Linked DNA regions of Homo sapiens: regions 2, 3, 4, 5, 6 and 7 are each linked to region 1. Evidence: chromatin loops called from intact Hi-C (ENCODE). Cell type or tissue: sigmoid colon. All regions are shown on one strand.

Region 1 (4,000 bases):
CTGCCACGGAGTTGCAGGGGCCAATCTCAAGCTACTGCTAAGACAGATGAGACCCTTGCTCCCTTGCCACCTGCAGGGTTCCCGCTGAACCTTGCTGCTTTGTCTCAGAGGATCCTGGGTCTGCACACGCGCAAACAGCAGCTGGACTTCGGCAGCTTCCATTATGAAGGGAGGAGCCACGAAGAGGGAAGGAGGGGGCAGCTTTGGTTCCTACATTCCAGAAAACATCAAAAACACATGCCTGATGCACATGACTTCATCCATCCTCTCTCCACCCACAGGAGAAGGGTTCCTAACACCAGCCACACTGAACAGATGAGGGAACTGAGGCACAGACTGCTCACAGGGAGCTTGGAAGGCCCAAGATTTCCTGCAGGCAATCTGGCACCGGAGTCTCTGCTCTGAACCATGCTGCCTGCTGGCATCAGGTGAGCATGGCACTCATTGACTTACTGTTCAAACCTAAGGTGCTTCAGTGTGAATTCATTAATCTCTCCATTCATAAAAAAGTCAAAACAAATGAATAAAAACATTTATCAAGTACCTGACTTATGCCATTCATTATGCTGGTAAGTGGAATCTTTTATGTGAAATGAATACCTGTTGAATGCCACTAGTTTTAATCCTCACAACCAATAAGGTAGGTAGTATTAATAATTTTCCCATTATTATTATTATTATTATTATTATTTGAGACAGAGTCTCCCTCTGTCATCTAGGTTGGAGGGCAGTGACATGATCACAACACACTGCAGCCTCAACCTCCGGTGCTCAAGGGATCCTCCTTCCTCAGCTTCTTGAGTAGCTGGGACCACAGGTGCATGCCGCAACATCTAGCTAGGTTTTGTTGTTGTTGTTGTTGTTGTTTCTTGTTTTTTGTAGAGACAGGGTCTCATTATGTTATCCAGGCTGGTCTCAAACTCCTGGCCTCAATGAATCCTCCTGCCTTGACATCCCAAAGTGCTGGGATTGCAGGCTTGAGCCACTGCACCCAGCCATAAATTTTCTCACTTCAGAAAGAAGGAAACGGAGGCTCAAAGAGTTCAGCTATGAATCCCACTTTGCTTGGACAGTGATTCAAACAAAGGCTTGCTGGGAAGAGCCAGCCCCTCAAAAGGCTGACAGAAGAGAGTTTAATGAAGAGATGATTTACAGAGGCCTGGGGAGGCATAAACAAACTAACTAGGGATGGCAGAGCTGGAAGCCGTTTCACCCTGAAGCCTGAAGGGGCAAAGGCAGAAAGCGGTGTTCTAGCAAACCAGGGAGAGCTAGCAGCAGGGCATGGGGCTGCCTAACTGGAGCTGGGGCCCCAGAAGGACCCACCACTGCCAGCAGGGGGAGAACAGAAGAGACACCCTCACTTCTCTCCCTTCCATCCAATGGCCAAGCCCAGCTAAGAAGCAAGAGGGCAAGAGAGGGGAACAGGGACTGGAGCAGGTCACAAAGAACAGCTTCTAGGGGTCTGCACAGGGCAGAGAAGGACGAAGAACGAATGGGGACGGGAAATAGCTGGAGACCATGCAGCACGAATGGTGAAACATGGAGCCAGGATTGGGAATCACTGCACAATCCAGCTTTTCCCAGTGAATATAAGAGTGCAGAGCACTCAGTGTTAAAAGATAAGCCTGATGTGACTCTGGACCCCGCAGACTAAAGACAGTATGGACGGTTCAGGAGAACATTTTCAAGTAATGCATAAACCATCTGTTGTCCTGCCCTTTCCTTTGTACACTAAGGTGGAGGAGACATCGCTGTAACCTACAGCCTCCCTCTCCCAACCTGGCAATACCCCAGGGGAACAAATGAATGAGAAGCTGTGGGAGTCATTTCTGTAGCCATTTCTCCCATCCTGATGCCGCACGGCTCCAAACCCAGAACTAAATTAAGATGCAGCGCCACAGTTCTTGGCCTGGGAAATTTGGCATAATAAGCATTCCAGGTCACAAGCACCTTTTCATCTTCTTCTCTGCGGAAGCCCCTCTTTTTCCAACATTATGTCATACAACTCAATTGACACGGTCCCCCGCCTACAGACATGCCGGTGTATTCAGCAGAGACGTGAGACTTTGCTCAGCCACTGCAGAGGGAGAGCCTGCACCTGGGAGGCAGGGAGCCCTGCAGGAACGAGGGGAGGAAGAGATTAGGAAGCACGTGCTCTCCTAAAGAGAACAGCCACTGAAGATGTCTAACAGAAAAACGAGAGCTCCTGGTAATAATCACTTTAGCATCGATCAATTATAATTCCTCGATTAGATCACATACTGCTCATTACCATTAAAAAACAAAACAAAACAAAACCCTGACTTTTCCATTAGAGTCAGAGCAGTAGGTTTCATTTTGATTGAAAAACTCCAACTTCAAGAATGAATGAACGCATTCCAGCCGAATCAAAGCCTGAGCTGAGGCTGCAGACATTTTGTTTCCTCCCTGCCTCTACCCGGGGCGTCATCTAGCGTCCGCCCTTAGGTACTACACTCTCCTGCCAACGTAAGCCTTTTACTCCAGAGTTGGTTTCAGTAGAAAATCATGAGACCTGACAGGAGAAAAAAAAAAACTGGCCTCAATGATAGATATTTTTCAAAAGCGGTTGAGCAATAAAGACTTCCCATTTATTGGATTTCACACATGATTTTGCTTGAGCCAAACCAAAGACTCATGACTCCTAAAAAACAATGAATAGACAGAGTACAGAGTGCTTGGGCATTTTTCTCAGGGCTCTCTGTTCTTCGGAAAGATGTTTATGTGCAAAAATAAAAACCTGACTGATTTACATACGGAATAGGAACACACATTTTTCAAGGTGTGGTATCTTACAAGTAACATTTATTTGGACCCCTCTTAGGGCTGAATTTTACCCCTCTCCCCACCCCCCCCCAAAAAATCCTGTTGCCGTCTAGTGCCTCAGAATGTAACTGTATTTGGAGATAAGAGCTTTACAGAGTTAATTAAGTTAAGATGAGGTCTTAGAGTAGGCCCTAATCCCATCTGACTGGTGTCCTCATACAAAGAGGAAATCTGGACATAGACAAGTGCATGCACAGAGGAAAACCCATGTGAGCACACAGCAAAAGGCAGCCAAGGAGGCCCTGGAGAAACACGCCCGGACTACATCTTTATCTCGGACGTCCAGCCTCCAGAACAGTGAGAACATCTATGTCTGTTGTCTAAGCCACCCAGTCTATGATATTATACTATGCCTAGCAAACTGATATACCCCCCAAACTCCCCCCACCCCCTAAGCTGGGCAAATGTTAGGTGACTTTGATGCTGAGAGTGCCTGAAGCAAACTCTTTATCTGCTCTTTTTGTACACAAGGACTCTTGAACCACTCTTGAACCCGGAAGTCTCTGGCAATGGCTTGGGGATCCCACTTTGCCTACTCCTCGCCCCCGTCAATAGGGGAGTTGTTATCTCTTAAACCACTCCGGGAACCTCTCCTCTCTGGGTGGAGGTTAAGGGGACTCAGTCGGGGAGTTAAGTGACAAGGGTGCCTCTGGCAGAGCCTAGGTGTGTAAGCTTTGGCAAATGACCAGGCCTCGCTGAGCCCTGATTTTGTCCTCTGTAAAATGAGAGTGATCGGATTCCTTGGAGCACGAAATGCCTTCAATGTGGGGCTTAGCACGGGTCTGGCTCACAGTAACTGCTCTCACGCTCCACTAGCCACTCCTTAGCAGGAACGTGGGCACGAGAATTCCCAAACTTCCTCGAGTCAGTGTTCAGAACCCCGCCCTCCCTTTATCTTCAAAGGAGAAGGGAGAGCAGTGGGTTACAAGGGTCAGCTTTTAAATACCCCTGCTCTCCCTTGACCACAGACCCTGGGGAGTTTCCCCAGCTAAAAACGAAGTTTAGAAAATTGCTTGCAATGACCCATGATTTCAAGGGCCCCAGTGAATGACAGATCTATTGAGGATAGGGCCCCCTGGCTGGAAATTTAGAAACATTTTGTTTTTGTAAGAGGAAAAAAAGGGCAGAGAGGCACGAGGGCTGCAGGGGATGGCTC
Region 2 (4,000 bases), 180 kb before region 1:
GGAGATCACAGATCACAGAGTACATTGCACCTGCCCCATGCAGTGGCGGAGCAAGACGCTCAAGGGTCTGGAGTTAAGAGGGACCATTTGAGGTTAAGAGGGAAGGAGTCTCCCTTGTTTTGGTTTTTGTTTTTTGTTTTCCCACACAGTCCCAGAGGGTACTGTGGTGTTCTGACACACTCCCTGTGTCAGAGCTGTTTTTTCATTATGACCAAGACAGAGCAGGTGTGAGAGCTGAGCATCCTCCCCTTGCTGTGCTCCTCTGGTCTCCAAGGCACCCTCCCCATGCGCTGCTTCCTTCCACTTACCGCCCTCGCACGGCACCACATCCTGAGCTCTGCTTGTTCCCTCTTCAGACTGGCAGGTGGTTATAGAGGTGTTTGGGGTGTCAGCTCTGAAATGCTAAAAATAAAACCAGGCTTTCTATCCTGGGATGTCTCATTAGTTTGCTTACAAATGAGTCCCCCTGCAGTTTTTCAGCAATTGGCTAACAAGCTCTAATTTGAGCGTTTGGGCTGGACCTTGGCTCAGTGGGAGCAGACGCGGAGCAGACGCCTTCTCGGAGCTGCCTGTTTGGGGAAGCTGGTCGTTTCCACTCTAGCTCAGCCTCCCAGAACAGGGAAGCTGCAGGAAAGTTGACAAAAGCACAGCAAAGCAGGGAGAGCCTCCTCGGTAGAGAGCAACGACCAGGTGGGTGTGGGTGTGGAGAGCAGTGGGGCCCACCTGGGCAGGTGCGGGGGGATGGGAGGAGGGGCTGAGAGTGCTCTCTAAGTTAAGGTCACGGTGTAGAGGAGAGGACTTGAAAACTTCCTGCAGCAGCTTCGTGGCCCGGTGAAATGTTCTCAGCAGCAAGCATGAAGCTCTGATTTGTAAAAAAATCAATACGGCTTGCATGCCAACTATGCCTTCTCCAATCCTGCATTTGTGATGTCAGAGGTTGTCATTCTGGGCTATGGAGCAAACCTTTCAGGGTTGACCCAGTCCTTCTAGGTCATGTGGAGTGGGCCAGCTTTAATGAACCTGTCTAAAAGGAAGGAAGAGAAAGAGCTCAGCTCCTTAGGGGAACAAGGTGGACCTTGGCAGCTGTCTCACTCCTCACCAGCTCTTCACCTCAGATCTTGTCCTGACTTCCTGGTCCACTAACGGCCTCCTGGATAGAAGAGTCAGGTAATGATCCCTGCCTTTCAATACTCATTGCTCAGTTTCAACAATCATCAACAATTTGCCAATCTCATTTCATCTCTCCTCTTATCTTTTTCCTTTTCTGGAGTATTCAGATCCTCTCACTTTCTGAGTGGAACTAAGAGTCTTCCTCACCTTCATCACCACTATTAGCTTATAAACCTCTTTTAAGGACAGGGATTCACCTCAGCTCAATTATGTTTTGTTACACACGTGGTACCCATCTTCTGTGTTGAGAGATGTTTGAATTATACAGTTTTTAGTGCATTAAGTGTTAGTGTTTGGGATCCAATTTGGCTCACTCTAGATGAGCTATAGAGTCTTCATTTTTTCTCCTCTCCCTTTTTCCTTCTTGAGTTAAAAATCACAGTTACCCAGCCTCCCCATACCTCCCCCCGCACCCTATATTACCACTTGTTTTTCTTTCTTTTTTCTAACCACACCCTGAGGCATTTCACCAGCAACTCTTTATTATCTAACCACAGTTCACCAGCCCAGGAGATGTTCTGAAAATTGACAATGATCATGATATACCCTGGATCCAGAATACTTCTCTATACAATGGGTGTGTATAAAGACAGACAGACCTGCCAGGCTCCATCAGGAAAGCTCTGTGTCTCCTTCACATGTGGAGGGACAGAATATTATCTGGAGATGGAGAATGCTTCTGAGAGCCTCTAGCACAGGGATCCCCAACCCCACAGCCTCGGGCAGGTCCCAGTCCCAGTCTGTGGCCTGTTAGGAACCGGGCCACACAACCGGGGGTGAGCGGTGGGCAAGTGAGCGTTACCACGTGAGCTCTGCCTCCTGTCGGATCAGCCGGTAGCATAAGAGTCTCATAGAAGCGTGAACTCTATTGTGAATTGCGCAAGTGAGGGCTCTAGGTTGGGTGCTTCTTATGAGAATCTAATGCCTGAGGATGAGGCAAAACAGTTTCATTCCAAAATCATCCCCCGGACCCCATCTGTGGAAAAATTGTCTTCCATGAAACCCGTCCCTAATGCCAAAAAATTTGGAGACCACTGCTCTAGTAGGCCTGCCTACTGGGCTTACTTTGTGTATATGAAATTGATAATTATTCCTCGTTTCAGAAATTTAAAATGTTACATTTATATTTCTTTCATATTTCCAACATTGTACCAAAGGTCAGTCCTAGAATGCTTTGTTTTAGCTGTTTTTCTTTCCTTAGGCAGAGAACAAAGATTGGTGGCTTCCTCCTGAGCACACTGGGATGTGGCATTACATCGGGGCTGCTGAGTGCCCTTACCTTCAGCTGCCCAGATGCAGAGGCAGGTGGGTGGGGCCAGGGAGTTTGATGCTTCACCTCCTTAAGTGAGAACTGCATCATGCAAACAGTCAGCTCTCAGCCAGATGGCACCACAAGGTTCTGTGAATTTCTCTCAGCACAACAAGCACATCTGCCAGTTGGGTTCCAATGCTGTTTTCTCTTTTCTTCTCGGCACTAGACACCAGGGCTTTAATTACACAGCCAAACTCAGCCGCAGAACACTCCCCAGTCTCGTCCTGGCTGGGCCCAGGACCTCCCCACCTCTTCAAAAGCCCCAAAATGGAACGATCATGGCCGGTCATCAGGGCCGGCAGGTGCAAAGGTGCTAAGTGGGCTGAGCTGACCCTGTACTCCTCTTGGTTCTCTCTGTAATGATCCCCTCTTCCTCACAGGCCCCCTTTGCCCTGATCTCGCCCTCCCACCTGCTGTCGGAGGGCCCCTCATGGAGATGCTCAGCCAGGCCCAGACCTCAGCGCTCCCTTGGCCTGGCCTTTCCACTGGGCTTCCTCGTGTCCTTAGTGCCCGGGTCCCCAGGGGAAGGCTTGGCCAGAGAGCTGCTTGGAAGCAACAGTTATTACGTAGACAATTGACAGAAATCTGTGTGGTTGTGCGGCCACACTCCTTTGTCAATCCTGCCCAGATATCCTGCTTTCCTCATAACAGCCAGCATTTTTCTGAGTGCTCACTATGTGCCAGGCACTTTACTGTATTAACTCATTTAATCCTACAACAACCTTATGAGGTAGGTGCTGCTGTTAATCACATTTTACAGATGAGAAAACTGAGGCACAGAGAGGTTCAGCCCCTTGCCCCAAATCACCCAGCTAGTAATGAGCAGAGGTGGGATTCATATCTAGGATTCTAGCCTGACTCAAGAGCCAAAAGGCTTTTAAAAGAAAACCTGAAACTACGTACAATTCCATATGACATGGAAAAAATTAAATAAAGTTCTTGGCTCAAAGGGTGGCATTGTGATGCTTTCCTTTTCCCTTTTCATCTTCTCATTTCCACTCTTAAAAAAATTATTTTTCTCACACAGTGACTGTGACAAGAGTAAATATGATAGTGGAGGTTCAGATAATGTGAAAAACCAGTGGAGGAGACAATTTTAGGTGGCTTTGCTGTGTCCTCTTCACCTGACAGAGGTGGGCACCCTTAGGTCTGGTTTATGATCTTGGCCAAGCCTCAAAAAGGGAAGACCAAAACTCCTAGAAGCACCCCGTGGTTATAGAGTTGTTAGGGAAATGCGGTATGCAAAGCCTCTGAAAGGAAAGGATCCAAGCTTAGGGATGTGAGGATCTACTAAAATTGTAAGGGACACATGAATAAGAGGGAGATTGATCTGTGACGATGAGTTGGCAAAAAATGAAAATATGCACAAACTCCCCACCATGGAGGAGGCCTCGTGTGCGGGAAAAGGCATTGTTTCTGCCCTTTGGATGTGTTGAAGGATGCTCTAGAATAGGGAAAGTCATTAAAAACTAAATCACAGAGGAGCATGTGACACAGGGCATAGTGCAAGGGGAGTTT
Region 3 (4,000 bases), 370 kb before region 1:
AAGCTGTGCAATAACATTCTTTTCTGGCTTTCACTATTGTCTATGATCTTAGAGACCATTCTCAAATATTTACAGCTACAGTTCTTACCTTTTACTTGGGAGCTCGTCTTGGGGATCCCCATAGCAGTTTTGGGGAATTGAGACCAGGGACCAAATTTGCATTTGGTCCCTACCCCATGCACCTACCCCATCCGGTAGGGCTAGGCTCTACCTGTCCTGTTGCTTAAAATCCTGGCATTTTTGCAGCTGCGGGTCAGACAACACAAAGCCCCAATTTTAATGTTTATTTTCCTGTTTGGTGTGGATGCCCTGTCCATCTCTGCAGTGCACTCATGAACACATAAGCCAAAAATAGCTACAGTGGGTCATAGGTCAAAGCAATTCATCAAGATAAACTTTCTGAGAAATTTTCTATGAAAATCTTTTGCAATTATGGGATCACTATAATTATGTCCGATGTTTTCTACCACTCAGGAACTGTTTAATCTCCCTCCCTTGGGAAGAGGGGTCAAGATGACGTGGGTTCAGGTTGTAGGAGATAGGTGTCCAGGAGTAGGGGCAATATGTGGAGTGAGTGGCAATTACTAGAAAAAAAACCGCAAGGCAGTCCCAGGCCAGGGTCAGAATCAACCAGCAGGGCCAGGCCTCCCAGACACGTGAATCTGGGCCAAGGTTTTATGTGTGTGTGTGTGTGTGTGTGTGTGTGTGTGTGTGTGTGTGTAAGAGAAGGCACCAATGCACTGAAGAGAACAAAAAAGATAGAAATAGGATAAAAGTCTGGAGTCATTCCTGACCCCAAATTAGGCCACTTAAGTGCTTTGTTTGTTAAAGTAGCATCCATGGCTTCCGAGATGCATATGTAAGGTGCATATGAAGAAACGAGAGGCATTTTCCAGCTGGTTATTTTTTATGTCATCCCTTGATCAAAGGTAATTCTAGCACTTTGGGAGGCAGAGATGGGAGGATCACTTGAGCCTAAGAGTTTGAGACCAACCTGGACTACATAGTGAGACTCCATCTCTACTGAAAATAAAAAAATTAGCTGGGCATGGTGGCACAAGCTACTCAGGAAGCTGAGGTGGGAAGATCGCCTGACCCCAGGAGTTTGAGGCTGCAGTGAGCCACAATTGGACCACTGTACTCCAGTCTGGGTAACAGAGACCCCATTTCTGAAAAATAAAAATAATAATTTAAAAATAAGGATAGGCCGGGCGTGGTGGCTCACCCCTGTAATCCCAGCACTTTGGGAGGCCGAGGCAGGAGGAGCACAAGATCAGGAGATAGAGACCATCCTGGCTGACACGGTGAAACCCCGTCTCTACTAAAAATGCAAAAAAATTAGCCAGGTGTGGTGGCAGGCGCCTGTAGTCCCAGCTACTCGGGAGGCTGAGGCAGGAGAATGGCGTGAACCCAGGAGGCGGAGCTTGCAGTGAGCTGAGATCGTGCCACTGCACCATGCCCAGGTCGCCAGCCTGGGCGACCGAGCCAGACTCCATCTTAAAAATAATAATAATAAAAATAAAAAAAATAAGGATAACACTGGCCAGATGTGGTGCCTCATGCCTGTAATCCCAGCACTTTGGAAGGCTGAGGCTGGCGGATCACCTGAGCTCAGGAGTTCGAGACCAGCCTGGCCAACATGGTGAAACCCTGTCCCTACTAAAAATACAAAAAATTAGCTGGGCATGGTGGCAGGTGCCTGTAATCCCAGCTACTTGGGAGTCTGAAGCAGGAGAATCACTTGAGCCCGGGAGGCGGAGTTCACAGCCGAGATCACGCCACTGCACTCCAGCCTAGGCAATGAGAGTGAAACTCTGTCTCAAAAAAATAAATAAACAAATAAAGATAACACTGCAATCAAGTTCCAGGAAGGCCTTCCATAGTATGATTCAAATAATGCAATGTAGGGATGTAGCTCTTGGTAAAGAGTAGGCTAAGAATAGTTGGGACAAATGGGCATAAAAACTAACTGAGCGTCTCCCATGCCTGGTGAGTGGCGGACCTGCCTAGAGAGGCTTCTGGTGTGCTCCTTCCTGCCGCTCCGTGACCGTGACAGCCTCTGCAGTGGTGTGGAAATCAGCACATTCTCTTTCTTACTCCGAAGGAAAAGGCTGGGAATGATCTCACACCAAGACCTAATTGTTCTGCCAAGTCAATCACCCCCGAGGCTCCGAAGCGTTTGCTCCTCCATGCTGACTTTCGTGGAGCCTCTAATGAGGCCCAGCATGGCCCAGCGTTGTGTCCTCTGGGCCTCGTCATCTGCCTTTCTTGGAACGTGGACTGAGAGCTTGTTTTGGATCCTCACCAATCAGGCCTTCGAAATGGCCAGGAGGTCTCAGTAGACAAGCCGGGTAATTGAACATATGCAGGTTGTTTATTTTGTCCATAAAGCAGTGACCACACTCGGAGAAGAAATTGCCTTGTTAAAAAAAAGATTCTGTTCCTCATCACTCAATGCCTGGCTCTGCCAGCTGCAGGGACTTTCCAGCAATTAAAATAAACAATTCCACATGTGCACAGTCAACCTTGCAGAAAAAAGGTGTCAGGAAATAAAGATGTCACAGAATTTGAAATAAAATGTGTTTAAGAGCAGCCTGGCTCTCTTGAATTGGAAAGTGGCTTTTCTTGGAGCTGTAAGAGTCTTAACAACTTTAGAACTAGAAGAGAATGCAGTGTTCATGTGGTCCAGCCTCCAGGTTTGATGGCGAAGGAAACTGAGGGCTGGTTTTTCCAGTATTGCAATTGGACTGTGGAAGAGTCGAGACTATAAACCTGCACCCAACTCTCAGGGCTGTGCCTTCCTGTCCTTTGGAGATGATCAGTAGGAACAATAGGGGGTCAAAGAAAGCTCCAGGAGACAGATATGGCTGTAGATCTGGAATTAGAGGACCCAGTGGAGATCATTACAGGGCAGGGGCCAAATGAGAATGAGAGTGAAGGCCCAGGGGTGGGAGTGAACAGGATGTATTCCTGGAACCAGAGAGGAGACTAGCCTGATAAGTTTTGGGGGAAAGTGAGGATTAAAGTTGGATAGTAGAATACATTGATTGGTCAGAGATAATAATCGCAGGAACCAGATGCCAGGCTAGACAGTTAAAGCAGAAAGGGGTTAGCAGTATACGTTACTTGGACAATGGAAGGAAGAAACAAATAGTCTCTAGTCTCTAGGTTAAGCTTCCAAGAATGACTGTTTTTTTTTCTTTTTTTTTTTTTTTTGAGATGGAGTTTCACTCTTGTTGCCCAGGCTGGAGTGCAGTGGTGCAGTCTCGGCTCACTGCAACCTCTGCCTCCCGGGTTCAAGTGATTCTCTTGTCTCAGCATCCCAAGTAGCTGGGATTACAGGCATTGGCCACCAGCCCAGCTAACTTTTGTATTTTTAGTAGAGACAGGGTTTCACCATGTTGGCCAGGCTGGTCTCCAACTCTTGACCTTAGGTGATCTACCCACCTTGGCCTCCCAAAGTGCTGGGATTAGAGGTGTGAGCCACCGCACCTGGCCAACCAAGAATGACTCTTAACCACACTATAGAAGTGGTCACCAAGAGAGCGGAGGGTTCTGTCATGACCAGGCAGCTGCCACATTAAGAAGCTGCCTCCAGACCAGGAAGCCACTGCCTCCAAACCAGACCCTCTGCCCTTGTCGCAACCCACGCCGGCAAAATGGATGCTTCACCCCCCAGTTCTCTTCCACATACCTCAGCCTTGAATCAAAACTCACCAAGTGCATCTGACAGTCGGAATCTTCTCACAGCTGGGATTCTAGCTGCAGTAGAGTCAGAAAAATGTAATTTTTAGCTCTCAATTTGGGCAACTTGTGAAAGGAATGCTGGAAGGGTTTGGAATGGATGCTGAACAAGCCACTCCACAGTATTCACTGCATGTGGAGAGCTTGGAGCCACAGGACAGGGACCTGTGATCGGGAGCTTGGGCTTGCGTGGTCACAGGTAAGGAGCTGCTGATAATTTCTTGGCTAGAAGAGAGTCATGAAGAAAGTGATTTTG
Region 4 (4,000 bases), 520 kb before region 1:
CTTTGGGGAAGACGGGCCCTTGCTGCAGGCCCTGGTGTGGACAGCTCCTGCCCCAGCCTCTCTGAGAGTGTTAAAGATGCATCCTCTAAGGAAAGGGGGCACCTCCGCAAGATATTGTAGAAATCAGCAAAGCCAAGCCAAGGGCAGGATGACAGCGGCCACTGGCCTTAAGAAGGATGGAACACAGAAAAGGAAGCTGACTTTCCCCTACGAACAGTCTCTGATTTCCACAAGACCCCCTGCAAAGGGGTCTCCCCAGGTGGAGATGGAGGTGGAGTGTGGGCGTGGCTGGATGGTGATAAATCAAACAAGGCTCCATTGTGGTCTGGGCAGGAGGCATTGCATCCAGCCAAAGGCTGGTGATGTAAATGCCAAACTACTGACCCAGAAAGAATGCAGCCCAGCCTCCGTCACACACACCGGCTCCTGACACTGGCCACGTCCCAGCGCAGCTGCCCCAAGGACCCCAGGGCTCCAGCTGTGCCAGGTGCCTGGACTTGGGAGGGGGAAGACCCACTTTCAGAGACAGCAGAGGGAAATCAGGGCAAAGAGAGGGGAGGCAGGGTGCCCTCCAGCGTTGGGGCGGGTGACCGGTGCCAGCACCACCTGGACTCAGCCAGAAACAGAGGGACGCAGGCAGATGGGCTTCAGATCTGTCTGCCTCCCACTCAGTGTACACAGGGCAGGCCAGGCCAGGCCTATCCCGAGACAGGCTGGAGTCCAGGTACAGGCAGACATCTGGGTTCCAATCTTCACTCTGCCACTGACTGCCTACCTGTGTGCCCGTGGGCCACCTGCCTTCCCCTCTCCCCATCAGTCACACCAGAAGGGCCGATCCCACTGGGTGGTTAGGAAGATTCAAATGAAACATAGATAAAGCGCAGAGTACATGGTGAGCACTAAATAAGTGCTTGCAATGATTGATCTTACCTAGCCCCAGGGCCCCTCCCTTCCTTCCTACTTGGCCTAACAGACTTTGGCTAATGGCACTCAGTAAGCAGACAAGATGCAGAGAAGGACACTTCGAACACGTCCATAACAGATCAACTCCAGCCACTTTGTGGGGAGGATGAGCCCCTGCCTTCTCACTGCTGCCCCCAGGTGGGTGTCGCCCACCACCCCTGTGCTGTATGGAGACATCCTATCCTACAGACCCAAGCACGGGATGAGTGAGGTGGGAAACACGGCCCAGAGTTTCAGCTTTTCAGCTTTGCTTTTTCTAAAACCCAAGGGCTTCGGAGTAATTTGAACAACATGTTTGGGATGACTGTAGCCAGGGCAGTCACTCCCGTCCTGCCCCCCACCAAACACACACACATACATATACACATACACATACACATACACATAAACATACACATACCCACACACAGCAAACACTAAGAAAGGGGCTGAGAGCTCTGTTTCCCAGGAGTCCTAGAAGTCACTGAGCGCAAGGTGCATGGGTCTGAGTCCTAAGCAAACCTGCACCCCATGCTCAGGGAGACATCAGGATTCCAAAGAGAGATGGCTTCAAGTCCATCCAGGCAGTCAGAGCCAAAACAGCCCAGAGACTATTGTTCCTTCCCTCAGACCTGGGACCAGATGGGATGGTGAACCTGTCAGCAGATGCCTCAGAGGCCCGCATCCCTCCTCCAGCACCCTGGGACTATGTCTGCCCCTTCTAATTTAGAAACCCACCCAAGGAAAGAGCACAACATTTTAATGCCTTGGTAAAATGAGAGAGCGAAATTAAGTTGTTGTAAAAATTATTTTTCTCAGGGCTAGGCTAAGTGGCTCACGACCATAAACCTAGCACTTTAGGGAGGCGAGGCAGGTGGATCACTTGAGGCCAGGAGTTTGAGACCAGCCTGGGCAACATAATGAGATCCCTTCTCTACCAAAAAATAAAAAATAAAAATTAGCCGGGTGTGGTGGTACACACCTATGGTTCCAGGTACCTCAGAGGCTGAGGTGGGAGGATCGCTTGATCCCAGGAGGTGGAGGCTAATACAAGCTGTGACTGCACCACTGCACTCCAGCCTGGGTGACAGAGTGTGACCCTATCTCAAAATATATATATATTTTTCTCCCACACCTAAATCAAGGAACTGAGCCTTCTTTCCAGTATAATAGTTAACACTTACATGCAACATTTAGACTTGTGCCAGAGGCTGTGTTAAATCCATAACATGGATTATCTCATTTAAATCCTCTCAGTCCTATAAAGTAGGCACTAGAAGGCAATTATTATGCAAACAATATGAAAAAGAATTTAAATGTGGTTCTGAGGAATATCTCAGAAAAGACACTGACCCCGTAAGTGGAACCCACTCTGGGGCTCTGCTCTTTCTGCCAGTAGGGATCATGATGTCTCCTTTGACCCCACAGCGTAGAAGCCCCATAACCTCATGTTGCAGAGGCCCCATACCGAGCAGAGGCCACTCCCTGAGTCACCACTGCTAGATGGTTTCTACAATGCAGAACTCACTGTGCAGGACACGGCAGTGTGGGATCCACTTTTAAAGAAACAGGAAAGCAGCTGGTTGCCCTCACAGCCAAGAATCCGATCTGAACAAGTATTCTGAAGAAAGCACTGCAGTAGGAATATGGAAAGCTAGGAAACAAAATTGCCATGCCCTCTGTGCCCCCAGAAAAGGGAGGGGGGCAAGGGGACAATCAGAAAAAAATGGAAAGACAATGTAGCCAGACATAGTCCTACCAGAAGAAGGGACATCCTCTCCCACCTCCAAATAAACCCCCAGGTTTCCTCGCGCTTGATTTTTGGTTGCCACGGTCAGAAATTTTTGGTTGCCGTGGTCAGAATTGCAGGCTGCTAACAAAAGGACTGATCTCAAGAGAGAAATGTAAATGCATGGACTTGGTGCCTTGATTCTTTCAAAGAACACTGTGGACTCCATGCTTCCTAACTTCACTACTGTGAGGCTGAGAGGGACAGGCTCTCCCAATATACAGATGGAGCCAGTATGTAAGGTTCACGAAGTCTAAATTACTTCAGAGAGAAGCAAAGCCAGAGAAGCCAGGAGCGGTGCTGTTCCCAGTATTGGTCCCAACTCCCCTCAAAGAAGCATCCTTCGTTTCAGGGCAGATAATCATCCCATTCTGCATTGAAGCTGTGAAGGCCTCTTCCCTCAGTCACACGGCTCTGATTCCAGTTATCCAGTGTGTTCACCAAATGCAATACCTGCCATTCCCCACTGTTCCTGACAATAACTAGAGGAAAAAAGCCCAATGAAAGCCACTGGGTGTGGCAGGAGGGGCAAACCACAGACCAGCCAGAATCTGGTCCAAAGCCCAGAAACATCTTTTCTGAAGCCCAAGTTCCTGGGATGACCAAATCTCGACCAGTGGGCCAGGTAAATGGCATCCCCTGGGTCTGCCAACACTGCACATCTGAACGAATGCCTTGGGAGAAAAAGGAACACGGCTAGCAAGCCACCAAATCATTTTCCCAGTTTGATGCCCATCCTTCTGGTAATTCCATTTGGAAATGTACTAAGCCTGGATTGACAGATCATGACCCACACTGAACCACAGGGGTGGTTATTTTCAAGGCTGCTTTGTAGATGGGTATGGGAGTGGGGGAGGAGGCAGATTATGGCAAAACAGAAAGGGAGGCCACTAAAGTTTATCACAAGGCAGATAATCTGCCACAAATGAAGCTACTACTCTGTTCCCTCACGGGAAGAGAGGTCTAAACCCTGGGGTGGATAGCAGGTTGGCCAGGGATCTGATGCCTCCCCACCCGAGGCCTGGGAAACCTGAGGGTAGGCAGATGTCCTGAAGATCCAGGAATACCCCAGGACCTTTGAACCCCATGTATGGAGGGTCTCCATCCCACAGGACAAGTCCACCACCAGGCGGCCCACTAGAAGGCGGCAGGGGAGCAAAGGGAGGCCATGGGCAGCAAGGAGACAGAGGCTGAAGAGACCCCCCAGATTTGGCGAGAGGAGCCAGTAAAGCTAGGTGAAGGGGAAGGAGGCCAGCAGCCTGGACGGGT
Region 5 (4,000 bases), 600 kb before region 1:
GGGGGCTTGAGCAGCCCCTCCCCTGGACTTGGGAGCTCAGTGCCTCTGCTCTGCAAGGCCGGGTGCGCTGGAGTTGGCTGGAAGGAGGACATAAAAGGTCATTCACTCATTTCAACCTGAAAGTGCTTGCTCCCCCCATCCCGATGGCCTTCAGTTTGGGCTGCAGCCGGTTTAGCCAGCTGGACCTCGAAGTGTCCCACAGGTGTCTGGCACCATCACAAGGGAGACAGCTGGGTTCGCAGGTTCCCTGTGGTGGTTTTGCAGGGTCTGTGGGAGTGGCAGCTATTTCAGCGAGATCAGCAAGTCCCTCCTGAACAAGTAGTGAACAACAGACCCTTTGGAGACACAAATTCACTTCCGGACCTCACAGGGAACACCCCAGGGCCACCTCTGGGTCATCCCAGTATATCGATGGCAATCTAGTTATTAATAATCTATCTATCTGGCCACGTGTCCTAACCTGTTTGTTTCTTTTGGGGTGTCTTGAGCACCCTTCACTTTCATAATGACCCCCTCCCATTGTCCTTACCCCACCTTATGCGGTAAACAAGGCAGCTGGCAGCACCTCCACATAACAAAGGAGCAAATGGGTGGCAGCCACCAACACGAGCAGGAGGTGAGATTAGAGCCAGCTTTCCACTGTCCATGGAGAATGGTGTCCCCTTCCACGGCTCATTTGCAGTAGGCAGAGGAGACTCTGGAAGTCAACTCACTCACTGACCTCCTCTGTGCCAAGGAGCCCTGAGAGCTGGCTCTCCCTTCGTGGGAGACTTGCATCCCCCTAGCAAGAAGGGAGTTACGGAGTTAAGCACAGGTGGAAACCAAATGGTTGGACAGCTTCCCACCTGCGATTGAAGTTGAAGGATGTTCTCAAAGCCATTGCTGCATCAGTGTGTACACTTCGAGCAATGACTCTGGGATTGCACCCTGTCACCTCATCTGTAACCACCAAGTGGTGAGAATCCTGCCCACGTGAGAGTCTGTCAAATGCTTACATACACACACAGATACACACACACTACACACAATCCCGAAGGCTGGTAAGCCATTCTGGTGGTTAAGACAGAGCATGTTAATTCACTTAAATTAAATTTGCTAAATACATTTTTGTTAGCCAGTCTGCATCTTTCAAACCTCTTGCCCCAAACCTCATAAAATAAAACCAAGACAGACACCTGGTGTTTCTGAGGCCAGGCTTGGGTCACTCCCACCGCAGCGTGATGATGCAGGCCAATCTTCCTCACTCACTAAGTCGGGAAGCTTTTTCCAGTGCCAGCGCCAGGCAGGGTCGGGATGCCCTACAGCTCCGAGCTCAGACAGCCCTGTCCCTTGTATGTCTGCAGACCTCCTGGGTGCCCATGCCTCCTCCCTCTAAGGCACTCACACCACAGACACGAAGAGAGCACCTGCCACGCAGCTGCTGACTGTGCATAGCGGCTTCTCACATGACTGCACCGCCAAATTCACGCGGCAGGCACTGGGCTTCGTCCCTCCTCCTGCACTGTGGGAGCAGCGGTTCAGAACCAGCTGGCACTCATCATCAGGTGCATTGTTTTAAGGAGAATTTAAAAGCATCCATGGCAAAGTCCCACCCAGCACAGCTTTTTCTTCCCCACGCAGTCTCAGATCCACTGGGATTAAGTGCTCAGCCACACCAAGAGCCAAAAAGCTGTTCCCCTCATCAGCAAACATACTGCCTGTTTCATTCCTGAAGACTTTTCCTCACGTTGTGTTTTTTAAATGGCTGTATTTATGGCTGAGTGGACAGGCTTAATTTGGTAAAACTGAACTGTTCCCTTTGAACAGGGGTTGATGGGATTATCTGTAGTTGGTTCCAGCCCTCCCTGCTGCAGCCTCAGACCCTGCCCAGGTCTGTGTGGTGTAAGGGCTGGGCTGAAGTTGGAAGCCAGGCCAGCACCCCAGGCCATGGCTCCACAGGCTTCCTTGTTGCTGCGAATGCCATTTGGAGGCAGCTTTTGAATGACCAGAGGTGCTTCATAACCAAAATGTGCAAGGGAAAACTTTCTCCAGGTGGTACCCCTCAAGCCTACAGCCTGGCATCGCCCCACAGGACCTTGAGGAGCCACCGGTCAGGATTTTCGAAGAGAGTGCTGAAAGACTTGGCATGGCCTTTTCAAGCTGTCTGTGCGGCACCAAGCAGTAGCCACTAGGTGGCAGTGTGGCGCTGCAGGAACTGGGGTCCACCTTGCACTTGGCTCAAAGTCATCCTTAGGGACCAGAGGACACATACAAAAATCCAGGAACAAGGCATGCCCCATGCTTATTTCCCAGTTCTGGAATCTATCAGGCTCTCTGGGCTGCTTTGCGAAGCTGGCCCCTTTTGTGAATCAGGTTCTGCAGCAGCAGAACCTCCCGCAGTAATTACACTGGGCCAGAAACCACGCCCAACCTGTGTCCCAGGGGCACGCTGCACGAGCTTGCTTACCCACCACGCAAGCTCTGTGGTCTGGCTTTCTGTGTGGCCAAGGAACACGAAATGTGCATGATGCTTTCAGGTGCAGACGCTCATCACATATTCCAGATCATAGGCACGCTGGGGCCCGGAGAGCAGCTCGCCTGCCTTCCTCTCTGCACAGCTCCCTGGGTGTCTGCTTTCAGCACCATCCATCAGCTGACAAAACTCAAAGGTCAAACCTTATCTTCTGGGCAGCAGATCTTCTGGTATAGCTGCTGTGAATCACTGCCTTTTACTGTCTGGGAATTAAGGCTCACTTGACTGAATTTGCCTCTAGTGCAAAAATGGATCCTTTCTCAAGGGAGTTGAGGGAGTGAGATAGTAACAATTACCAGGATAGCTACACTCCCCGACAGCCCCTCCGCCCTGCATGCACTCTGCTCCCTCTAACAGGATAGTGTATGTGCAGGCCAGCACAGACTGGGGCGGCAACAGGTGAGGGCGTTTTGTTGCCAGAGACCAAGTCCTTCAGCAAATGCCTGACAACTGGCAGCCTCTGAGCTGCTTTATCCCAACAGCTTGGTTGGAAGGAAGACCTCTGTGGCCCCAAAGCCAAATAAATCTGCAGACAGTATCAGAGATCCAAAATGGGGGCTCAAGGGATTCTCTGGTTGAGGCTCAAATTGTTGGAATAAGGATTTTCCCCAAATGGCTACAGGAAAGTGAGAAGATAGGACTAAAGTCACGGGCTGTGGGGAAGCAGAGCGGGATCTGGAACTCTCCATGGGGCACTTCCAGGCCTGGGTCCCAGGAGAGACCCACTAGGATTCTTGAGATCACACCATGCACATGGAAGCCATAGAATTTATTCGAATTTGCAGAAGCATGAGATAATGTACCACAAAAGAGTTTGATTTTACAACATAAAGTATGGTAGGAAGTGGTCAATGTACACAGTGTTGTCAGCAAAAAGGGGAGGCAGGGCAGTTTCACATTTTTTGAAAGGTGGTGGACGACAACTACACTTGTCCTTAAAGTAAAATAAAAGCAGGAGAGACCCAGCAGAGACCAACCTGATTTGCAGTTAGCATCAGAATCTAAATCTAGTATCACAACTTTAAGAAACTAAAAGAAAACTATTAGAAAAATAGAACATCAAACAAGCAAAAAAATATACAAATGTACATAATAAAAAACACACAACTCTTAATAATGGCTCCATGTTCAGTAGAAGAAAATATTTACTGGAGAAACCACAGCTATTCAGGTTTGATAATAAACCAACCCTCATTGGTATCATTACCCTTAGTGCTCCTTAAACTCATTGAAGCTGAAAGGCACAACTTAAGCAGGAAACTTATCATCTTAAATATATATTATAACTTCTCAAATGGGAAAATAAGTCCCAAACTTAATAGTCTGTCATCAAGAAACACAAAATCATTTGCCTTGTTAATAAATTAACAGTCTGAGTGCATCTTTCCATCCTGCTTCCTGACCCTGCTGGACACACTAATAAATACCCTGAGAAAATCTTCTCTTTAAGCTTGGCCAAGGTACTCCATCTCCTGTGGGGTTTTCAGC
Region 6 (4,000 bases), 340 kb before region 1:
ATCAAACAATCCAAGCAAAGTGCTTTGCACAGAACTTGGTACAAAGAAAGCATTCAGTATATACTACCATCATCATTTTGAGATAGCAAGGAAAATGAATCTGAGAAAAAAGGTAGGTAAACTGAGATATATATGTAAAAAATGTCAAGACAGGCCTGGAAAGCTCCTGAGAGGCTTACCATTTGAAGTTACAAATGTAATGCGTGGGAGCTATTATTTTTCTTCTCCATCTGAATTTTAACTAGAAATAGTAGGTATTGATGTTAATAACATTTAAAAATGTGAAAGAAGAGGAATACCAGAATCTAAAATGCGTTTTCTTCCTTTCACTGTGGATGCTTCTGCTCTCTCCTATGACACAGTACAATATCCAGAATAGAGGTTTTCAACCTTTAGCGTACATAAAAATCACCCAGGAATTCAATTCACTAGTAAAATTAGGAGATGGGGGTTGGGGAGAGAGGGCATGCAGAAATCTGCATTTTAAAATAAGTATCCTAGATGAGTCTCATGCCCACTATTTCAGAGCCACATTTTTGGAAATGCTAATCTGGGCCATACTGAATGCCAAAGCTTTAGCTGATCATCTTCTTCACCCTCCGATTAACAAGGCTGCTGTCACACCTTTCCTTTAATGAAATGAAACTCTATATGGCTATAAAGGTTCTATTTTAAAAAGGGGGGATTCAGGGCTATGTTTTAAGACATTTGATAACCAAACATTTCAACCTGAAACTTAAGCAGAAAATTTCAAGAATGGCAGAGAATGCCCAGGCTTCCTACTTTGTCTGCATAATGGCTGAATTCCACCCATGGCTGTATACCCACTACTTCGTGGTCATCCACTGCTTGACCACTACCTATAACAAGATCTCACTAACTTTCCCTGGCAGTCTATTCTTTCTTTAGGTAGCTCAACATGTTCACATATTCTTTCCTATATTGAAGAGAAAACTGTCTTTGATTTTCAGTTACTGATCCTAAGTCTAATTCACAGGGCTATACAGAGCAAGTTCTAGGGCCACACAAAGCCTTCTTCCACACAGGCCACTCAAATATTTAAAGATGGTTGTATTTCCCTGTGTGCTATCTTCTTTATTATTCACATTGAAGAACACAGGGAGGCTAAAAAGAAAAACTGAGACCCAAAAGACAAATAGTTGAATGTTGTTATCCAAACTTGCTCAAACATCCAGCTACAATTATTAACGCGGAGGTCCAGGCCATGCTTCTACACTAGAGATAGTTTATTGTTTTTGAAAAGAAGGACAGCAACACAGAATTACAATAATAATTACATAAGTCAATCTGTTCATTATTCTAAAACAGATTTCAAAAAAATACTGGTAAAAAATTATACTTTAGTGGGAATAAATCAATAGTTTTGATTTTAACACAAATTCTATGAGCTTTAATATGAAGTTCAAACTCTGAGGTCACAACAGAAAAGATAATTAAGGAATGGAGTTGGTGGGAAATTGCTCACATAGATCAATACTCAAAAGGGAAATGGAGCATTTCAAGGTTCACTCATATAATCGATAGATTAAATTCAACCAACATTTACCAATTTTTAATTCACATAAGATCTTGTATGAGCCATGGAGAATTTTAAAAAGACTAGAACATGGTCCCATCCTTAATGAATGTACAATATAGCCAGGGAGCTAACAGTCAATTCTTACATGAAGAGCATTAAGAGTTGGTCCATCTATTTATACAAAAGCTATAAAAAAAAAGCTACAAATCAAAAAAGCTCCATTTTAAAGTGCCAGATATCTCTTAGTAGATAGCAGCATTTTTTAGACCAGTTATAATACTACCAGTGAAACTCAGTGTGAGATTACAGCCTGAAATGTTTTACTCACTTGACATTGTCATAAAATCATTTGCATTCATCTACTTTAGCCCTTATTGCCCAGGATTTTTACCAGTGCATTTTATCTGTTTGTCCTATGTAATACTAGAGCAACCTGAAGGGAGAGCTTCTGTCTTATTCAATCCTGTATTCCCAAGTGCTTAGCACAGTGTTGGCCCATAAGAATTTAATAAATACATGCTGAATGAATGAATGCAAATATTCTACCTTTAAGGAAAAATAGATTAAATATTAGGTTTAGAGGAAAAACTCAGACTATATTCAGTGAAATATATATTTAGATAGACCATTTCATTTGCCTATACGTTTCCAATTATCTGAATATATTTGAAATACCTATTTTCAAAACTACCATCAAATCCTGTTGATGGTAGAAAATATACCCCATAAGGGGGCAATATTGAGCTACATTTCTCCAATCATATATAAAGAACAATAATAGCTAACAATTAAGGTGTTTACTATGTGCCAAGCACCATTTATGCACGTAAGCACTTTGAATATATAAAGTAATTTACCCTTCTTAACCTATGAGGTAGGCACTACTGTAATTCCATTTTACTGATGAGGAAACTGGAACACAGGTTGGTTAAGTCACTTGCCCAAGGTTTACACAGCCAGTAAGTAGTGCAGCTAACATATAACTTAAATAGTCTAGTTCCAAAATCTGTTCTTTCAACTATTATGCTAAAATGCTGCTCTAATGTCAGCCACCTACTTTATTCTCACATGATTAGCAACTGTATCAGGTAGAAACATCTGAAAACATCCCTTCATATATTTGAAAACTATCATAAATTTTTCCTAGTTTGTGTGTCCAGTCTTAAGTTTAAAATACTACATCTGAATTATATATTATTTGGAAATATAATAACGTTACATTTAAAAAATAGTAGGTATAGAATCCTACCTATACTGGGATAGAGTTTATTTCACAAGGTAGTAAATACTTACTACAGTCCTAAAACTAAATTTAACAGAATATACAATGTGAAGGAGTAGGCATACCAGAAATAGGCAGAATTCATAGTTTGAATTTATCATTTTTTTTAGCAAATTCAAAGACATTAACATTTAAAACAAGCGAATCATGCTACCATGAGACAGACATTAAATCCCATTACAAAGGTGGCTGTTACCTCCTAATGTGACATTTCCATGTAGAAATCGTCCTTGATAAATAAGTCGTAGAATATTTGGACTGCTGACCTGCTCTTCTTCCCAGTCTGAAAAGAATCCAGTGTACTGGTTAGGTATATTCCAACATATAATTAAGGTACTACTATATTGTTTTAAAAATTCAGATCCAAATCAGTTAGAGTACAAAGAAGGCCCTTGGAGCTTCCTACTACTATTAGAAACAGTCACTATTCATACATTTACCGCAACCTTGGTTATTACTTATTCTTTTAAGTAGCAAGAGCTGCAAAAAGACTCGTTTTGCTTCTTAAAGAATACTAAAATGTACCAAATTGTAGTCCCCAAGTTTAAAGTTAATACAAATGAGTTGGGAAAGACCTACTGAGTAAAAAGAAATATCATTTTAAAATTAATTTCAATTACCAGTAATTAACACATAGTATTATAATGCTCCAATATTTGTACCTGTTAAAATGTACATTTAAGGCTAGAAAACAGCAGGCTTAACAAAGATCTAAAAAACAGTTAATATATTGATATTGAGAATAACAAAAAAACTGTTTACTTTTGGATAATGTTGATATATTATCTTATTGTCTATCTGAAGTCAGTTAGTAAACATTAGAGAAGATACAACTTTAGTTCACCTCACCCAAAATGAAGACTTGGAAGAAACCAAAAAAATTATATATATTTGGAGGTACTGTACAAACATGAAAGCTAGAAAAGTGTACACACAAAGAAAATAAGACAAACTGGTAGGCAGAATGGGTAACAGAATATTTAACTTCAGCCTATAATTTATATTATTGTAAAAGATGGAAACCACTCCATTAAAATAAAGGTTTAAGGACACTAGTGTTATGATAGGGTAAAGGTTTAGTAATTTTCATGAGCTTGCAGATGTAACAATTTAAGCTTTGAGTTTAGTAATGATCTGAGAATTCCTTTGTCTTTTTTGTCAACAATTCTAATGTGTTT
Region 7 (4,000 bases), 190 kb before region 1:
ATCTTGAGCCTTTAAAGATGTTGATGCCTGAGACCCGCCCTCCAGAAACCGTCGTTCAGTGGGTGCGGTATAGCTGTGACTAATTTTTGTGGAGCATTTCTCATGCAGATCCAGGGTTGATAACCCCTGCAAATCACTAGATAGCTTACCACTTCCACCACAGGTCCCTTGGGCCCTTATTTCTCGAGTAACAAGCTGTAATTCGGGGCAATTCAATCTCCAGAATATCCTACTATTGATACCCAGAGATGTACATTTCACCTTTTGTAACTTCACCCCTGGTCACTCCGTCCAAGCTCCCATGATGACTCAGCATTCTTAATACCTCTTGGTTTTCCTTCTATTTCTGTAACAGTAAAGTACTTCTTCAGGATAACTTACTACTAAGTAATAAAAACATGAACTAGTGGTGAGTAGTAGGGGAAGAAGAACACATAAAATCTTTCCAGCTCTCCATTTCTCATTTCTCCTCCCTAACTCATGATGAGTGGTAGGCCTGATCCCATCAGCCATGAGTGGGGAGGGCTGAGCTGAGGGCATGCATAGGAATGGCCTGGCCCCTGGGCCCACGTGAGCAACTGCACGGACAGTTGGGCTATTATAATAATAAGTCTAGGGTAATTGCTGATAGAGAGATGCAGATCCCTATTTTTTGCCCTGTAGCCGCTTAAAAACCTTTGTTCATAATTGTAGATGTAAAGCTTGTACTTCTTACTGGGCATTGGATTTCAATGGGAATTAGGCCAAAATATGGACCAGAGAATTGGCCCCACTGTGGCCAACCTGGGAATGCTGAGTCAGTCCTGTTCTGCTGACTCAATTCTCTCTTTGAACTGCAAGACTCACAGTCTAAGCATTGAGACCAGTGGTTCTATTGCCAAGACAAAGGGGAAAAAAGGCTGATTAAATTTGAGACATGGCAGATAATGCCAAAAGGCAGAGGCAATGTGATCTCTGAAGAGAGAGAGACGGAATATGTGTTTTGGAGATACGAGTATTGGAAAAATGGAAATCTCATCATAAAATGACTGCTGTGAAGCAGTTGCTCTGAGGAATCCCCCTTTACCCATGTCCTCTTAGATTCCCTCTTTCTTTGTTCCCTTAGACTCTTCTAGTTCCAGATGGTCTCTGGTGGTTGCTGTTGTTTTTCTAACAGCCCGGGTTTTTAAGTCACTTAAAAACCCACATGAAAGGCCCATGAAATATCAAGGTGATTCTGAGGACTGGCTCCATTTGCTCCAGAGCCCGAGTTCTGGCTTAGGTAGAGGACACCCCAAGGAGACTCAAACCACAGATCCAACTTTGAGCTGCTTCCACAAGCCCCAAAATGCCTTGAGCCTAATCCAGACAGGCTTAAAAGTTTAGCTGGACAGGATCTTGGACATAATTTTTACAGGTTAGGAAACTAATAGCTAGAGAGGGTAAGTAAGTCACCCAGATCACATATCATGCCTGCGACAGAAACAGGACAAACACCTGCCTTCCAACAGTCATGCACTTGCTGGGTTCCTTCTCTGAGCTGGGGAACGCCAGGCTAGCCCTAGAATGGCATGCGAGGCTGGAGAAGGAGACTGTTCCCAAGCCATATACCCCATGGCCCTTCAGTTTTGGGTGAATGCTTTTGAAAATTCTGTCTAGGCACCAATTACACAAACAAAACAGAAGAAGTGGAGACTGGGCGAGCCAGCCAGAGAGAACATTCTTTATGTATGAAGTCACTGGCTTTCAGTGCAAACTACTTACAGAAACAAGGTTCTTGTGTGGACTGCCACAAGTAAGGCTCTCCAAGGCCTCTAGTTGCAGCAGAGAAAATGTGATAAATCTACAAAACGTTCTGCAGCTTTACTCAGCTCTTTAAACTCAAATATTTGTTTTGGATGAGGAAATGGCTCAGGGCATGAGCACAATCTCACCAAGTGTGTGATCCTGGTGCCACGTGGCCACAGCATGATTCAGGATTTCTCCTGCCTTAGCCACTCCTCTAACCAACAACAGCACCTGAGTCACACTCCTGGCGTCCTTGCTGGGGCTAGGACCCACCCCTCCATTGGCAGCCTTTGTCTCCGGGGGCACGTGCAATACAGCGCCCCCTGCTGGGCACCCTGTCCTGCTCCTCTCCAGCTGGGTTTGCCTGCCTGGACTGGCTGCCCAAATTCAAGACATGGCAGCTAATGCCATGTGCGACTTAAAGGCTCTCCGCTTCCTATTTTACAAGAGGCTCTGTCTGCTTAAAGTGCTCAGTGCCTGGTGATGCCATGTTTTTTCCTGTCGCTAGCCCCCTCAAAAGAAGGAAATTCATTTGGGAGTTGTTTGAGGTGGATGAGGACATCCTTCCTTCACATCTTTGGTGTCACTGGAACAGGTGGAATTCCTGGCTGGAGGCAGGTGATGCTCCGGTGAGCACATCAGAGGCAGCAGCCGCAGTCTGCTCACCCTGCAGCTGAGACGGGGGAGAAGCTTCGCCAGCTGCCTCATCAAATGGAATGCAAACAGAGAGGAGAGCCCCACTTGCTCATCATGCTCCTAGCTACTCCAGCCTCGCTCCAGGGTGCTCAGGGCAAAAGAGGGCAGCCCTCTGCCAAGGAGGGCTTCCTGGTGTGTCTTTCCATGGAGGAAGGACTCCTCTGGGAAGGACTCCTGCTGGGGGACTTGGGGCATCTGGATTGCCAGCTGTACTCAGCAAGGAGCGGCCGCAGAAAGTTCTGAGTGCTTCTTGAGGGAAAGCATAAGCCATCAGCAGAGAGGGAGAGAGTCAGAGCAAGAGCGAGAGCGAGCGAGAGAGAGAGAGAGAGAGAGAGAGAATGGGCCTCCCAATCTACAAAGTCCCTGCACCAGAAGTAAGGACATCAGGCTTGAGACCTTGAGGCTGCAGCTGTGCACACCCATTCCCCCAGCCACTGCTCATGCCTGCAGTTCCTGCCACAGAGAGAGGCCTTCCACCCCACAGCTGAAAATAAAACTTAAATGCACATACCCCTTTGACGGAAAAACAGTGACTTCAAAACCATCAAAACAAGAAGTCACTGATTTTAAATCCTTTACTGAGATTGATAGGGAAAAAGGATTATGCAGGAGCTGGACGTGAACCGTGGCTGCTACACAATTTGGGCTAGGGCTTACTCTTCTCTCATTAAAAAACCCTATTTATTCCACCAAAGTAGGTAGAGTTCTCCCTCTCCTCTTTGGATTCTCTACTATATTCCTTAGTAACGTCATGAGGCTTTCTCAGGACTAAGCCTGCAAGTTGTCTATTAAGCCAGCTTTCCAGTGGGGACTGCCTAATATTGACCAAATACTTTAGAGAGTCATATCATCTGTGAGCTGGCAGAGATCCAGAACTCCAGTCTAGCACTCACATTTTACAGACAAGGAAGCCAGTGCCAGGGCCTTAGCCTGGTTTCACAACTCTTTCTCTGGTTCTCTTGGTGACTGACAACAAAACGACGCCTCCCTATTCTGGTGTGGCTTGGGCTTCTGGCTGCTGGCACAGGAATAGCCAAAATCCTTCCTTTCAAGCTTTCTGTGTAATGGAAACCCTGCTTGACTAATTAGGGCCCACCTCTCTCAAACTCCTGAATCACTGGCATTCATTAAATATAGAAAAGCATTTTATCCCCCTAATGAAGGAGAACTGGAATAACATAGATGAGTCACACACACTGAAAACTGTCATGATATTCAAGAAAGGTGACCTTCTCTCACACCTGCAGACCTGGGAGGGTGGATTGAAATCTACATCCAGTTTTCTCCTTGGGCTCTGACTGGCAGGAGGGTTTGTTGCTTGTTTTTTTTTCTTTTTTCTCCAGTTCCTTGTAGTAGGATGGAGATGTGGGTTCTGTTTTATGAGGTGTGGATTGCGTGGGCTGATGGCGTGGAGGAGGAGACTAGAAGAAAAGCAATACACACACACACACAGAAACACACACATACCGCCCCCACACACATTAATGCATACACACAAACCCCACAAAAACACACATGCAGAGATACACATGCACAC

Evidence for each region. A loop is a pair of places that touch in the nucleus more often than their neighbours do. Peaks named below come from ENCODE experiments on the same cell type or tissue, not always from the same donor. Only the 100,000 strongest peaks of a DNase experiment are listed, where the experiment ranks them.
Region 2: it touches region 1 in a loop (4-fold over the local background); 40 of 110 quality-filtered maps call a loop at or near these places.
Region 3: it touches region 1 in a loop (10-fold over the local background); 3 of 110 quality-filtered maps call a loop at or near these places.
Region 4: a loop joins it to region 1, with 7 times the contacts of the local background. A loop is called at or near these places in 32 of 110 quality-filtered maps.
Region 5: it touches region 1 in a loop (8-fold over the local background); 101 of 110 quality-filtered maps call a loop at or near these places.
Region 6: a loop joins it to region 1, with 8 times the contacts of the local background. A loop is called at or near these places in 103 of 110 quality-filtered maps.
Region 7: a loop joins it to region 1, with 4 times the contacts of the local background. A loop is called at or near these places in 39 of 110 quality-filtered maps.

Annotation. Positions count from the first base shown.
Region 1 is chr13:30,110,688-30,114,687 of GRCh38, forward strand. No RefSeq gene overlaps it. Among named protein-coding and RNA genes, the nearest start is that of LINC00365, 3.8 kb to the left of the region's middle. In sigmoid colon, a CTCF peak has its summit at 2,455; a DNase peak (open chromatin) is centred at 2,444; H3K4me3 peaks cover 205 bases; H3K27ac peaks cover 1,044 bases.
Region 2 is chr13:29,935,535-29,939,534 of GRCh38, forward strand. LINC00544 (long intergenic non-protein coding RNA 544) reads left to right here and starts at 997. Exons shown (of 5, transcript NR_033889.1): 1 at 997-1,167; 2 at 1,668-1,747; 3 at 2,372-2,475. RefSeq lists enhancers at 61-180, 311-430. In sigmoid colon, no CTCF peak of the experiment used is centred here; no DNase peak of the experiment used is centred here; H3K27ac peaks cover 462 bases.
Region 3 is chr13:29,741,232-29,745,231 of GRCh38, forward strand. No RefSeq gene overlaps it. Among named protein-coding and RNA genes, the nearest start is that of UBL3, 110 kb to the right of the region's middle. In sigmoid colon, no CTCF peak of the experiment used is centred here; a DNase peak (open chromatin) is centred at 2,200.
Region 4 is chr13:29,589,061-29,593,060 of GRCh38, forward strand. All of the region lies in intron 1 of SLC7A1 (solute carrier family 7 member 1), which reads right to left. Among named protein-coding and RNA genes, the nearest start is that of SLC7A1, 4.6 kb to the right of the region's middle. RefSeq lists enhancers at 267-1,263, 3,424-3,925, 3,926-4,000. In sigmoid colon, no CTCF peak of the experiment used is centred here; no DNase peak of the experiment used is centred here.
Region 5 is chr13:29,506,148-29,510,147 of GRCh38, forward strand. SLC7A1 (solute carrier family 7 member 1) reads right to left here. Exons shown (of 13, transcript NM_003045.5): 13 at 3,267-4,000. Among named protein-coding and RNA genes, the nearest start is that of MTUS2-AS1, 20 kb to the left of the region's middle. In sigmoid colon, a CTCF peak has its summit at 2,168 (motif pointing right); DNase peaks (open chromatin) are centred at 1,443 and 2,174.
Region 6 is chr13:29,769,094-29,773,093 of GRCh38, forward strand. It overlaps UBL3 (ubiquitin like 3), which reads right to left. Exons shown (of 5, transcript NM_007106.4): 3 at 3,019-3,105. Among named protein-coding and RNA genes, the nearest start is that of UBL3, 80 kb to the right of the region's middle. In sigmoid colon, a CTCF peak has its summit at 2,261; no DNase peak of the experiment used is centred here.
Region 7 is chr13:29,922,277-29,926,276 of GRCh38, forward strand. All of the region lies in intron 1 of LINC00572 (long intergenic non-protein coding RNA 572), which reads right to left. Among named protein-coding and RNA genes, the nearest start is that of LINC00572, 2.4 kb to the right of the region's middle. In sigmoid colon, a CTCF peak has its summit at 2,102 (motif pointing left); DNase peaks (open chromatin) are centred at 1,725, 1,985, 2,434 and 3,345; H3K27ac peaks cover 1,928 bases.